3 separate regions of the Homo sapiens genome follow, and all the other regions are linked to region 3. The links are chromatin loops, found by intact Hi-C in ENCODE. Cell type or tissue: mammary epithelial cell. All regions are shown on one strand.

What was found. A loop is a pair of places that touch in the nucleus more often than their neighbours do. Peaks named below come from ENCODE experiments on the same cell type or tissue, not always from the same donor. Only the 100,000 strongest peaks of a DNase experiment are listed, where the experiment ranks them.
Region 1: it touches region 3 in a loop (14-fold over the local background); 92 of 110 quality-filtered maps call a loop at or near these places.
Region 2: a loop joins it to region 3, with 6 times the contacts of the local background. A loop is called at or near these places in 92 of 110 quality-filtered maps.

What each region holds. Positions count from the first base shown.
Region 1 is chr11:75,029,333-75,034,332 of GRCh38, forward strand. No RefSeq gene overlaps it. Among named protein-coding and RNA genes, the nearest start is that of NEU3, 43 kb to the left of the region's middle. In mammary epithelial cell, a CTCF peak has its summit at 2,842 (motif pointing left); no DNase peak of the experiment used is centred here.
Region 2 is chr11:75,021,089-75,026,088 of GRCh38, forward strand. No RefSeq gene overlaps it. Among named protein-coding and RNA genes, the nearest start is that of NEU3, 35 kb to the left of the region's middle. In mammary epithelial cell, a CTCF peak has its summit at 1,988 (motif pointing right); a DNase peak (open chromatin) is centred at 1,993.
Region 3 is chr11:74,927,424-74,932,423 of GRCh38, forward strand. XRRA1 (X-ray radiation resistance associated 1) reads right to left here. Exons shown (of 19, transcript NM_001378157.1): 6 at 2,877-2,949; 7 at 1-65. LOC107984352 (a long non-coding RNA gene) reads left to right here and starts at 3,698. Exons shown (of 3, transcript XR_001748295.2): 1 at 3,698-5,000. In mammary epithelial cell, a CTCF peak has its summit at 2,500 (motif pointing right); DNase peaks (open chromatin) are centred at 2,508 and 4,938; H3K27ac peaks cover 565 bases.

The sequences.
Region 1 (5,000 bases), 100 kb after region 3:
TAATACATTCAAATCTTAATTTCCTTATCTACAAAATGGGGATAATAATCTACTTTGAAGAGTTATTGTGAGAATTAGAAACAATGATGTTCATACTTAGGACTGTGCCTGTCCCTACTAACACTTAATGATAGTATTCATTATAATAATGATGATGATGATTTCTGGCTCCACTGTTATTGCTTTATCTAGGATATGGTCTTTTCTCTCCTGAACCATCACATGAGTTTCCTCACTGGACTCTCTGTCTTCACTCTCTGTTGACTGCCAAATCTGCTTTTCACATAGTAGTCAGAAAAATTTTTCTAAAGTACAAATCTGATCATGACATTCACCTGCTTAAAACTCTTTTCTCCCCCCATTCCATCTACCCTATGCCCCAGCCATACTTGCAGGTCTCTGAGCACACATTGGTCACACACTCCCTTCTGCCATGCTTTATTCAAGGAGTTCCCTTTGCCTAAACCTGAATGTATTCTCTCCCTCCCCTCCCTCACGTCCTACCTGACGAATCCTCATCCATCACACCCAGTGCCAATGAATGCCACCCCTCCTTGGGATGTCTGTTTACTTTGAGTCAACTGCTAGCTCCTTGAGGGCAGGGATCAGGTTTGATTCTTCTTTGTGGCCCCCTGCCTTCCTGCACAGGGCTTGACATAAAGAAGCCCTCATCAAATATTTTCAGACACTTGCTCAAGGTTGCACATGGGGTCAGAGGCAGGGTTGAGGCTTGAACCCAGGTCTCTCATCTTCCTGCTTAGGATTCTCCTCTACACATGCCATTTTGCCCCAGTGGAGAACAGGAGTGCAGGGTTAGTGGGTTGGGGGTGGGGGACCTCCCCATGTGAGGGCAGCAGGCAACCTGAGGACATCCCACACTGCATTTCAGTGCTGCATCTGCTACACTGGGGAAGGATAAAATTATCCACTGCCCACGTCATGTATCTCCCCATCCGACGGGGACTAGAGATAAAAAATGAATGACACAAAATCCAATCTTGCCTGGTGCAGAAGCTGGTGGGGGTGGGGGTGGAGCTGGTGGCCCAAGCAGCCACTCATTGCACAGCACATCTCATATTTATTGACTCATAATTGAAGGCAGCCTGGAGATGTCCCAGCATTGGCCCCTGACAAGACAGATGAGGGCAAAATGACTGTGGAGGCAGAGAGTCAGGATACAGACTTCCTCACAGGACTGCAGCCACAGAAGGGAGGCAATGGTGGGGAGTGGGGACAGCTAACTGGCTGTTGCACTGGCCCCGGGGTCTGACTCGGGTTCTAGGTCCTGCTCTGCTACCCACTTGTGATTACCTTGAACCAGACCCTCCCCTCTCTAGGCCAGTAATTTTAGCCTTCTTGATTTCATTACCAGGGTTTAGGAAAATCATTCTGGGAGTTGGGAAAATCTGGGCTGCTAACTTGCTCTGTGGCTTTAGGTGAGTTTCTTTACTCTAAGGGCTTTGTGCTTTCTCTTTGTAAAGAGGAAAGGATGCCTCCCTCTTCTATATAAAGATTGAGGGGGTTGGGTTGGCCTAGGAGCAGCCAGTTTGTGCATTTTAGCAACTGGAAAGCTTCTGGTTGGGGGAAGACAAAGAAACAAGAAATGCTGCCAAATATTAAGAACCTGCAATGACTCCTAATTGCTCACAGAAATGGTCCAAATTCCTAGGCTTGGCATTCAAGGCTGTGAAACCTGCATAGTCCTACCTCTAGTATTTGTGTCATTATGGGGAAAGTGTCTGGGGCTGGCAGCCAGGAAGCCTGGGTTCTGGACCAGTCTTACCACTATCTAGCTCTGTGATCTCTGGCAAGTTCTTGATCATCTCCAGGTCTCAGTTTCCCCATCTGTAAAATTTACATAGGTGATCTATGAAGTAATTAGGGTCCCCAAGCCCAGAGCAAGTCAGTTGCCAAGTTCTATCCTCTCTCCCTCTCAGTATTCCCTAAATCCATTCCTCCCTCACCCCCATTCCATTCTAATTATGACCACTGTCTCACCTCAGTACTCCTTTCTCTCTTCCTGACCAGTGCAGTAGCCTCTTGTCTCCCAGCCTCCATCTACCCCCTCCATACTCCAGTCAGAGTGACTCAGAAAGCATGTGACTGACCATGACCCTCGCCTGCGTCAAGCCCTTCCTGTGCTCTCCACACAGCTCTCAGCCGAGCTCCTGAGTGTCACATGGAAGATCCTGCATGATCTGGCCCTATCTTATCTCTTTTCCCACTCCTCCTGTGCCCCGACTATCTGTACCATTCAGGCTGGCCTCTTCACTGCCCTCTCTCCAGCTCAGACTCCAGGATGAGGCTTCCCCAAGCTGGCCAGGAGGAGGCCCTGTGGCCCTGAACACAGTAGTAGGTGGGGTCAGTGTCATGCCTAGACTCCTGTTCTGCCTTTCCAGAAGCTTCTGGAGTTCCAAGCCCCATAGGGGTCCTGCTCCATGGAGTCCCCAGAGCATCAGGTGTGAATGATGCTGCCTGTTCTCCCTCCTGCTGCTGACAACCAGAGAATGTCTGAGCCAAAAGGGCCCCAGAGGTGACCTTGACCTCCTAAAACCCCACATTGTATAGATGGAGAAACTGAGGCCCAGGGAGGAGCAGTGGTCACACAGCAAGTCAGTGTTCATCAGGGCTGGAGCTCTGCCTTGTGCCTGCTCCATGGGGTTGGGGACACAGGGCTGGACTAGGGTAGCCATAAAGAGAACACTCCACGCACTGGGGCAGGAGGGGCCATCAGCCCTCCCTTCAGTGGTGGAGGTGAGATACTCAGCAGGAGACTCAGGGCAGGGAAAGAGGCTTCTGCCAGTCTCATTCCCATCCTCACCGCGCCCCCTGCTGGTTCTGTCCTATTAGGGCTTCCAGGTCTCTGTACTTTACCTCCTCGCCACATGTCCAGCCTTCCTGAGGTGGGATGGGGAAAGGGAGGAATCAAGGTAGCCAGGGCAAGCATTTGTGAGCATTTACAGTCAGAGCTGTGAGGACCTCTACAACATCCTGCCAAGTGCCTATCTAGTATGTTTCATGCACGCCAGTGACAGGGACTCGCTTTCTCCTAGAACGGCACCACCCTTTGGGAGACATTTGGCCCAGGCAAAAGAGACTTCTCAGGAGAAGCTGGGGTTATCTGCAGGGTGTGCTTCTGGGCCCAGCATCAGGAGATGCAGAAAATGATAGAGAGACGGCCCACCTCTAGGATGGCTTTTCTCCAGGCCTAATAAATTATCAGACGTTGTGGTTTCTGGCCCCTTCCCAGGGCACAAGGTCCCTTATCAGAGCTTTTAGTCCACTGAATCCAGTCCTCAGAGAGTGCAGAAGGGGAGACTGAGGCCCAGGGTAGGGGTAGGATTTGCCTAGTTCCCCCAGCATATTAGGGCTGGGCCTGAGACCAGAATCCAAGGCCCCAGCTCCTAGCTGGGAGCCCTCCCAGCATAATATGTTCCCACTCTACGGCACGGAGTGTGGGGTGTGGGGGACTTGCACAGAGACAGAGAGGAGTAACTGCTGAGAAGGGCTTGTGATAGATGAATAGAAGCCTTCCCTGCAGGAGCTCAGAGTCCAGGGAGAGGGCCACAGGCAAAGGAAGGCTTCCTTGTCCCTCCCTATAGGATAGTGCATGCTCCATCTGGGAGGCAGCAACAATTGTGCACAAAGGCCACCATTTAGCCCTTGCTCACCCAGGAATCCCTCTCTGTGTGCATGTGTGTGTGTCTGTCTGTCTATGGACTGCCTCTGCCCTCAATGGACACCATTTCTAATTCATTCACCAGGAAAGTGGGCTTTTTTGCTATCCATCTGCCATGAGGGGATTTCATAAATCCTCTCTTTTTTATTTTGAGATGGAGTCTCACTCTGTCGCCCAGGCTGGAGTGCAGTGGCGCGATCTCGGCTCACTGCAAGCTCTGCCTCCCGGGTTCACACCATTCTCCTGCCTCAGCCTCTCTAGTAGCTGGGACTACAGGCGCCCACCACCACACTCAGCTAATTTTTGTATTTTTAGTAGAGACGGGGTTTCACCATGTTAGCCAGGATGGTCTCGATTTCCTGACCTCGTGATCCGCCCACCTCGGCCTTCCAAAGTGCTGGGATTACAGGCATGAGCCGCTGCACCCGGCCTAAATCCTCTCTTCGGCTGTGGTATAGGATAGTGGTGGCTTGGGCCATGTGAACACCTGCAGATTAGTAGTTTGAAGCCAGGAGAGCCAGGGCGTTGAATGCCAGACCAAGGAGCTTAGACTTTGTCCCACAAAAAATGAGGATGCAATGAAGGTTTTCAAGTACAGAATGTCATGGTCACATGTGTTCTAGGAAGATCTCTGGTGTGTAAAAAAGAAGGTGGGTTGGAGGGAGCCACAAAAGACAGGTGGTCAGGAAGGATGCTGGGGCCATGATGCCAGAGAAGGATAATGAGGTTCAGTGTGGGAAGAGGTCAGGAGGATGGACTTGAGAGATATTCTGACAGTTGAGTCCAGCCCAAGGTGAATAGCAGATGGGGTGAGAGAAGAGGAGTTAAGGTATGGCCTACGTTTGACCTGAGGGATTAGGGTGGTGGCTAGGAGAGTGCTAGAAAGCAGGCTTTCCTATAGGGGAGTGCTCTGGGCCCAACCTTGAGGCCACCCCATTCACCTCTTTACCTATTCATCACTCATCCACCTTCCCACCTACCCACCTACCTACCATCCATCCATATCCCACCAAAGCCTTCCCCTTTGCCAGGCTTCCATGTGCCAAGGACTCAGAAAATAACCAGTGCCGATCTCTGCTCCTGTGGGCCCAGAGAGACAGATTGGCTCTCCTTCACCCTAGTAGTACGTCTGGTTGCTGGCCTCTGCCCGTGGAGAAGGTGATGTAGATAACTTGCTGGCATTTCTTCCCAGAAAGTTATTGCTCATTCAGGCTTGGGGCTGGGGAGAGAGTCTCCATCCTGATGAGATCAGTATTAGACTTGCAAGTGTTAGCCATTAACAGCTTCATGGCATTGTATAGGCACCAGTTCACTAGGAAGA
Region 2 (5,000 bases), 94 kb after region 3:
TCTGTGTACACCTTGCTTTGTCTGAAATGCTCTTTCTCCTTCTTTGATAGAATTCCTCCTTTTCCTCTCAGGATCTAGCTTAAATGTGCCATTCACGGGGGAGCCTGCCCTAACCCCAGATCAGGTAGGCCCCACTTCTGGCCTTCCACTGTGCCCCTTCTAACGTTGCACTGCCCATTCTGTGTGGAATGTTCTGTTGCTATATATGGCTCCTTTTCTAGACTGTGAGCTCCTCAAGGACAAGGACCACATCTGATCCTTTCTGTGTTCCCAGTGCCCAGCCTAGGGTCTGGCAGAGAGTATGGGCCCCACAGAGCTTGTTGAATTAGTGTGTATGTAAGTGAAAATGATAGGGTGGGCAGTTGTGGGTAAGTGGCGAGTGGCAAGTAGGTTTGTCCCCAAGCCTGAGAGGGTCACCTGAATTGGGTACAGAGTTGAGAACTCATCATTTTGGTCTCTTTTACCAAATGAGATTGGGTCTGAATTTGATTAGGACATGTTATCTGTAAGACTGCCTGGGGCTAGCAAGACAAAAGTCTAAAATCTGAGGTATCTGTAAGGAGTAGTCAGAGGAGACCATGGGCCCTGCACAGCTCTGTCCAAGGCTTGGAAACAACTTCAGGTGGATAGGTATGGATAATAATACCGTAGTCAGTCCTTCCCATGTGGGAGTGAGGCTCCCAGCGAACAGTCCCACAAATCCCAGAACAGTCCCTCTAGTGAGTCAGAGATCTGGGTAATATGGAAGTCCTCAGATTGTCTGCTCCTCCACCCTTCTGGAATCACACTTTCCCTCAGTTTCTTAAGATGTTGCAAGTCATCGGCCGGGTGCGGTGGCTCACGCCTGTAATCCCAGCACTTTGGGAAGCTGAGGCGGGTGGATCATGACGTCAGGAGTTCAAGACCAGCCTGGCTAAGATGGTGAAACCCCTCTCTACTAAAAATACAAAAAATTAGCCAGGCGTGGTGGCGGGTGCCTATAATCCCAGCTACTTGGGAGGCTGAGGCAGGAGAATTGCTTGAACTCGGAGGGCAGAGGCTGCAGGCAGCTGAGATCACGCCACTGCACTCCAGCCTGGGCAACACAGTGAGATTCCATCTCAAGAAAAAAAAAAAAAAAGATTTTGCAGGTCATCATCCTATATTCTGGGCGAAGCATAGAGTCTTTCCCAAGAGCCTGAGAGTTCCTGGGAGCTTATATTCTGATCACCTCTCACTCTTAATTCCTGCTGCTATTGCATTCTTGTGACTGTGACTGAGTTGTTTTGCTCCAGGCTCTGATGCTGCCCTTGCTGCCTCTTTCCCCAAAGCACCAGGTGCAAGCATGTGCACGTAACAGACTTTCCTTCAAGAGTTGAGGGTAAGGAAGTGAGTTATAGCACAATGCAGAGCCGAAAGGCAGAGCAGGAATCATTACCTGCTTTGTACAAAAGAGGAAACCAAAGCTTAGATATTAACCAGGTGACTTGACTAAAGCTATACAGCAAGTTAGTGACAGAACTAGGCCTGGAATGAGCTCTCCTGATCCAGACTCTAGAGTCAGCATTTCACGGTTCTGAACATCTGGAATCCAAAGAGCTGTCCAGGTTTAGGTTAAGAACAGTTCCACACACACAGAAAGACGGTCCTGGGTGGCAGGCAGTGAAAGAAACCTGGGGAGCTGGGGATCTCTATGAGCGTGGCTCACCTCCCCCTCTGTCTCCTGGAGCTGACCCTTGCTCATATCCTGCGGGAACAAGACCCAGGTGGATCAAAACTTTATTGAGGCCCTGCTCAAGACAGGCACAGTAGTGCAGTAGGTTTAATCTTCACTATGGTTCTGCAAGGCTGGCAACATTATTCCCCATTTTAGTTGAGAAAACAGTCTCCAAGAGTGGAAGTGACTTGCTCAAGGTCATACAGATAGTCAGGCCTGGCTCTGAGCCTGAGGACTCCCAGTCCCCGACTCTGCTGCAAGCTCCATGGCATTGCCAACATTGACCACCAGGTGGCAATCTCCCCCAACTCCCTGCAGGCCACAAGCACCCTGGAATTTTAAGCAGTAATGCCTATGGTTGGTGGCAGAACAGCAGTCTCTGCCTGGATTTTCAAAACTGCCCTGAGGCAGTTTTATAACTCTTTTGTCCCAAGGGGAAATTGATGTCCAAGAGGGATGGTGGCTTTACAGAGGAGGAAGTTCTATGTGTGTGTGCGTGTGAGCATGAGATCTGCTTCTGGTTCCAAGGCTGGTGAATTCTGCTGACCTATTGTTAGCTGGGAGTTGGTGGGCATGACTTTCCTGGCACGATGTTCAGTTTCTCCTCTGTGCCTGCTGTTGCCAAGCCTCACTCAGAGATGGGCAGCCGAGTTTTCCTTGGACTCCCATCAGAGGCCCAGGGCCCAACCTCTTGTTTAGGTGGGGTCAGACTTACCTGGTCTGAGGCCATCTGAACAGCCCTGTGGATCCTTCCCCTATTTTAATCTGTGTGCTTCTTTGTATGGAGCCATGGAAACTCCTATGATCTTCCATGCCTGCCTACAGCCAGGAAACACTGGGAGAGAGTCCTGTGCATTCTTCCTGCAGTACTCACCATGTTCCCTTCAGGCTCTGCTGGATGGACCAGACCCTCTCAGCAGGCTTCCCGCCACTGGATACCCCTTTACCTCTGTGCTGCTCAGTGGCAGTCCCAGGGTGGGCCTGTGAGTTCTCGGCACAGCAAACTTTCTGCCCAGATGCCAGGGTGAGGCTCCCTTTCTGGCAGGCACGCCCAGCTTCTATGCAGGGCTTGGGCACATTCTCCATTCCCCATCATGGCAGTGACTCTCAGCACAAACACCGCAGTGTTCACAAGGCCACCCCAACTTCTCCCCCCTTCCCTCCTATGTCCTCTCTTTGTGTGTGTGTGCACGTGTACGCTCCTTCATGTCTCTCTTTACAGAGTGTGGTCTTAGAGCCTCTTGTCCTCAGCTTTGGGCCTTCACTGCAATTCCACAAATCCAGAACTCAAGGAAAGTCCTGCTATACGTCCTGTCAGGTAAAGGTAGTGACAGCTCCCTTGCCAGATTCAGAGGAGAGTTCCTGGGAGTTTCCTGAACGCAGGGCTGTCGTTTGAGCTCTGTGTTCCGAGCACCCAGCACAGGGCCTGCATGGGACAGGCCCCAAGGGGAGGGAGGTGGTTCTCACATGAATGAAGGGCCCTGAACTAGAGCAAGTTAGCCTCTCAGAACACAATGAGTCCCCTTCTTCTGTAGGGCACCACACATCCCTCTGCAGAAACTGAGGGAAAGTGGAGAACAGAGCAAATAGTGATAAAGGCAAGCAGCACGCAGTCATTATGTCAACGTTTCTCAAGTTTCTCTCATGCATGTGCCTCCTCCATGATTTTTGCTAAATCCATGGATTCTTAATAATTTTCTTTAGCATATTTTATGAAAATACCTAATTCATGGTCTCCTAAGGAATAATATTCATGAAATCACTGGTTTGATTTATCTTTCCTAATATACATTAAATTATATACATACCTATTAAAAAATAGCAAAGACCACTGAAGTAGGTCATACCTACCACCAGTGAGATGTATACTGCACTTGGGTTATTTAGTTTTCACAAAACCCTATAAGGTCAATCATGCTTTTTCTGTCTTATAGGTGAAGAAATTGAAGGTCAGAGAATTGACTTGGCTGAGGTCACACAGTCTTCTGATCTTTGGCCTACAGCCTTTATAAAGATGGGAGAGGGGAAGGGAGGAGCAGGTGCTTGGGAGATGATGGGGGAGGGAGGCAGCTGCCACTGAAAAATGAAAGAAGATGGTGAAGATAGGGAGTGGGGGGCAGGACTCCATGTCAGAAAGGCAAATGACCTGAGTCCCAATGTCCTATGCACAGTAATGGCCATGAAAATAGCTGCAGATTTGCCTGCATTTGTATGACCAAGATTTATTGTGCCAGCAACTCCGGTAATTGGATGATGAAAGCACTGCAGCTGGGACTGTTGGCTGGAGATTAATTATTAGAGAGAGGAGGTAGGATGGGGAGTAGCCTGGATGGTGCCCAGCTGTGGAGAGACTGGAACCCACTAGAAGAGCAGGCAGGCAGACCTCAGACATCTAGTGGACCCTCCTCCCCACTCAGCTAAGACCCAGGGAGGGAGGCAACTGGACTGGGCCAAGGCCACAGCCATTCCACAGCAAGGCAGGATGAGAGCTCTTCTCTGAGTGAAGTTGATTTTCCAGAAAAGATGGGCAGCTACAGCAGCAGGAAGGGCCTGCACTTGGAGTCTGAGACCAGAGGGGAAGCCTCAGCTTTGTCTCTTACTTGCTATGTGGCCTTAGGAAGGTGACTTAGCCTCTTCGAACCTCAGTTTTCCCAGCTGTACGATGGAGATGATGGCATTGACTTTACTAGGAAGTCATGAGGCTCCAAGATTATTGGGTCCTGTTTAGATCTAGGACCCACTCAGGGACAACTTTCATTCTCACCCCCTCTGCTCAGGTCTGGCCCTCATCCTTCCTGCCTGGGTCCTGTGAACCCCTTCCCTGCTCTCTCATCAAGCCCTAAAACTTGATCCTTAGCCACTGTGGGGACTTTCTGCGTGAATGTCAAGTCTCCCAAGTAGGAACCTAAAAGGGACTGGGAGATGGGGGGCAGGGGTGGATCCCAAGAAGAAGTCATTTTCCCTCACAGCCTTAGTTTTCTCATCTGCAAAATGGGAATAGGCTTTATTTGGATTTATTCTGTTGCAAAGAACAGCAAACCACTTGAGCCCAACCAAGTGGGTTGGGGAAGGAGCCAACTATGGGGACTGGAACTGGAACCTGCACATTGGAAGGAACACAGGCCACTTGGGGCTAGCTTCTCCTCCATCTCTTTGTCAATGGGTCTCTGTTGCTATCTGCCCATCTTCCAACTACTCATAGGTGGATTCTTTCCCTCTCTCCTCTCTGTCTTAAGCTTCTGTTTCCTCAGAATCTCTGTTCTAGCACAACTTTTTCTTACATGTGACTGCTCATGGCTCCATT
Region 3 (5,000 bases):
GATAGTTTTGATGCCATTAAATGCGAGATCCAGTTCCTTTAGGGCTGGAAACGTGTGAAATGCCTCTACATGGGGAAGAGAAAGAGAGAGTCTGCAGCTTGTAAAGGACTTAAGAGAAAGATATTAATAATTACCATTTACTGTGTCCCTACTGGGTTAGGCCAGGCACTGTATAAGGTACTTTACATACATGGCCTCTAAATCTCTAACAACCCAGAAAAATAGGGATTACTACTTCCATTCTATGGCTGACTAAGGCTCAGCCAAGCTAAGTGATTTGCCAGAATGGAATTGCTGGTAAGTGAAAGAGCCAAGAATTGAATCTAAGTCTGCTCAACAGCAAAGCCCATTTTAAAAATTATCTTTATTAATCCTGATTACAAAAATTAAAACACAACTAAGAAAAACAGTCAAACATCACAGAAAAATAAAAAGTTCTGTTTAATCCCAACATCCAGAGACAAGTATTAAAAGTTCCATATATAGCACTCAACTTTTTCTCATGTATATATCAAAATACATACCTCTTTTAACAAAAATAGAGTCATACTGTACACACTGTACTGACTTGCTTTTTCCCTTAACAATGTAACTTAAAGATTATTCCATGTCAAAACATATAGATATGCCTAATGTCTTCTGATGTTCTACAGTATAGATATATCCTAGTTTACTAATCCATTTCCCCATTGGTAGCCTTTAGGCTATATGAATAAAAGGTAAGAAACTATATGAATAAATGTTTCTCTCTTTGAATGAGAACTGAACTTTTTCTAGCCTTGTTCCTCTGGTAACCTGAAACCAATGATACAGTAACTGCATTTCCAGGCAGTATCACTTGCGGTAAAAATCACCCTAGGTTGGCAAATTACATCTGGGCTAGGAGAAACTATAAATGAATGATAAACACCTGAAGGGGGCACCATAATTTTGGGCTTCCCTGTGTGTAGTGATTCCTATAATTGGATATATCCTTTGCAGAAACTCTAGGAGCTATGCCTATACGTGTTACAATGTATATTGGCTCCTGTGAGGAATGAGATTTCTAAGCCAGGGTGGCTTTTGCATCCACCCAATGACAGTCTCACTGTCTTGTACCTGAGCTGACACTGGGGGCCAGATGGAGGGGCACAAAGAATGCCTCATGGATGGCTTTGGGAACTCCATTGAAGAGAAACTCCTGATGCTGTTGTACTGGCATTCTGTGTGGAATTACTTAGAGCCTTCTAAGTGAACCTGATGTTAAATATGGTAGTCTTGTAAGTCAGAATGTTCAGTAGAACCTAATAAAGGCTGCTTTGTGAATATTTCTGGATGTTTCCAATGAACAGCCTTGTACGAGTGTGTTACTATAGAATAATTTCCTGGAAGTAAAGCTACTAGATTAAAGGCAATGACTACTTTAAATTTTAAGAAACATTACCAAATTACCTCCAAGATGCTACACCAATGACTATACTTCCACAGTTCAATGCAAGAGTATCCATCTCCCTACCAATGCTGGCTGTCATCAGCCCTTTTCACTCCTGCCAATATTTGACAGGCAGAAAACAGTATCTTGATCCACTGTAATTATTAGTGAGGTTGAACACCTTTTCATATACCTATTGGCCTTTGTATTTCCAGCCCAAGCTCCTGACAGACCACCCTGTCTCCTAAAGGGCAGGGACCTCATCATATGCTTCTTTGAAAACAATCTTCAAACTCAATGCAACAAAACTGAACTTATCCTATTTCCCTCTGACTTGCCTTTTCTCTAATGTGCCCTATCTCAATGAAATGCCCCTTGATTCCTCCCTCTCCCTACATCCCTATCAGTCTATCAACTACCAAGTCCTGTGGTTTCTACTCCTCCTAAATCTCTGTCTGTCTCTCTCTCTCTCAATCCTCTGCACCCTTCTTGTCACAATCCTGGCTCAGGCCTCATCTCCCCTCCCCTGAAAACCTGAAATAATCTCCCAGGTTTCCTGGCCTCCACCTTCTTCTTCTCTTATAATCCACTCTCCTCACAGCTGCCACTGAGCTTCTCTATTTAAAACCCTTCCAAGACTCTCTTTTGCCTGCAGCATTAAGTCCAATTCACTCCCGGTCCTTGATAATCCAGTCGCTGCCAATCTGTCTAGTTTCAATTGTCCCCCACATGCTTCCCTTGCAAGCATACAAAACCTCTTCAGTCTTCCTGATCAGACAATGCCATTCCACATCTGCTCCAGCAGCCGGAAATGCCTTCTTACCTTCTAGTTCCTGAATCACTCCTATTCATTTTTCTGGTCTCAGCTTAGGTGCTCCTCTTCTCAGTTCCTCCTGACACTCTGGCCTGGCTTGAAGTCCCACGTATATGCTTGCATAGTATTTCCTGATTCTCTCTTTCACTGCTCTCCCCTCATCCTGACCTAACTATCTGTATCTGAGTCCATCTCTCTCACCAAACCATGAGCTCACCAGAGCAGGACTGTATGCACTCATTTCTAAAAGCCAAGTATTCACACAGTCCTAATATCCAGCAGGGGTCGCTGTGGACTTGCTGAATAAGAAGGCTTTATGCTCCTACAGGAGTACTTTACAGGCTTAGAAACATTTTTATACACCCATCTCATATGAGCCTGCAAGGTATCCTGCAAGGGGAGGAAAAAAAGAAGGGAATTATCTCCATTGACAGATAGAGAAGTAGAAGATCACAGAAAAATGTTCTAAGTAGGTAGCGCCAGAGCAGGACTGGAATCGAGGTCTTTGTGCTCTCCAGCACCCAGCCTATTGTACTCCAAAAAAGAGATGTGTGGCCAATCATAGATGGTTGGACAGACAAATCCTAACACACGTGAATGGCTGTGCTGGCTAAGAGGAGGAAGAGAGCTTTCAAGAAAGAAAAAGCTTACCTAGAGGCAGCAGGTTTTCTGAGGCATTGATATAAATCACAGAATGAAAATGCTTGAAGTCATTTTCCTTGGCCTGTAGGAAAGCATTTCAGAAAAAAAAAAAAATCCACAAGATTAGTTCCCTGCCTAGAAGCCTTGCTGAAGCTTCAGGGCCACTGTCAGAAGAAACAAAGACCTAAAGGAATAAGGGACATCCCTAGCACAGGAGCAGACACTTGAGTGCTGTAAGGGTTTTCCTGCTTTTTTTCCACTATGAAACATTTCAAATGTACAGAAAAGTATACGGAATGACACTCTGAAGACCCATATAACCACTATCCAGAGGTAAGTATTTAATACAGCTGAATATTTTGCTGTCTTTGCTTTAAATAAATTTCCTTAAAGAAAATATTATATAGGGTGAACCACCACCATTACCACCCCTGTCCATGTATCCCCTCACTAATCCCATAACAGCTATCCTGAATTGGAGACTATCATTCCCATACTCAATAGTTTTTGTGTGTTTGTTTGTTTGTTTTTGAGACAGGGTCTCACTTCCATTGCCCAGATTGGAGTGCAGTGACACAATCTTGGCTCACTGCAGCCTCAACTTCCCCAGCTCGGGTGATCCTTCCACCTCAGCCTCTTGAGTATCTAGGACTGCAGGCACACGCCACCAAGACTGGCTAATTTTTTTGTATTTTTAGCTGAGATGGGGTTTTGCCATGATGCCCAGGCTGGTCTCGAACTGCTGCGCTCAAGTAATCCGCCTGCCTCAGCCTCCCAAAGTGCTAGGATTACAGGCGTGAGCCACTGCACCCAGCTCCCATATCTTTTTTTATGCTTATACGTGTGTGTGTGTGTGTGTGTATCAACTATATATAATGCTAGATACAGGTAGTAAAACTTTACGTTAAATGCAACAATATTTTAGGTATCATTCTGCAACCTGCCTTTTCACTCAACACTGTTTTTGAGAATTACCTGTGTCGATATATGCTGCTTTTGAAATTTACATATGTTGACAGTTGTAGTTCTAGTTCAATTTTTTTTTTTTTTTTGAGACAAAGTCTCGCTCTGTCACTCAGGCTGGAGTGCAATGGCACAATCTTGGCTCACCGCAACCTCCACCTTCTGGGTTCAAGTGATTCTCCTGCCTCAGCCTCCTGAGTAGGTGGGATTACAGGTGTCTGCCACCATGCCCAGTTAATTTTTTTATTTTTAGTAGGGACAAGGTTTCACCATGTTGTCCAGGCTAGTCTCAAACTCCTGACCTCAAGTGATCCTCCTACCTCAGCCTCCCAAAGTGCTAGGATTACAGGCATGAGCCACCACGCCTAGCCCTAGTTCAACCATTTTAATTCCTGTATAGTATTCCATTGTTTGAATATATTGCAAGTTTATTCATTCTCATTTAGTCTGTTTCTAAATTTTATTACAAACAATTATGTAATTAATATTCTTATACACACCTCCTATTCATAAGAGTTTCTTTAATGATATGCTCCTATCAAGCTGTGGGGAATACACAGCTTTATGAGATGGTAGCACATTGTTCTCCAAAGTAGTTAAAACAATTTACAGTCCTACCTGCAGTGTATGAGAAGTCCTATTTCTTTAAATCCTTGCAATTGGCATTATAAAACTAATTTTTGCCAGTCTGATTATTGTAAAATGGCACTGCATTTTCCTGATTATTTATGAGGCTGAATATCTTTTTCTATATTTATTGGCCTTTCAAGTTCCTCTTCTGTATACTAACATATTTATCTGTTGTCTATTTTTCTACTGGGTTTCTCTTTCTTCCTATTGTTTTGTAGGAGCTCTTGACACATTCTGGATCCCAATACTTTTTGGTTATATTACTTGCTAATATCTTCTCCCAGTCTCAGCTTATCTTTTACCTTTGTTTGTGGTAACTTTTGTTAGATAGATATTTTTAATTAAATTTCATAGATATTTTCCTTTATGGTTTAACCACAAAGCTAGCAAGCATCCACTCATCCCGTGGGTCTCAGCTAAGCTACCACCCTCTCCAGGGTGTGTTTCCTGTGTAAGGCTGAGTCAGGGGCCTGTCCTCTGAGGTCATATTTCGCACCCTCGTGTTTCCCTCATTGACTGCATTAGCTAGTCCTGTCTAAC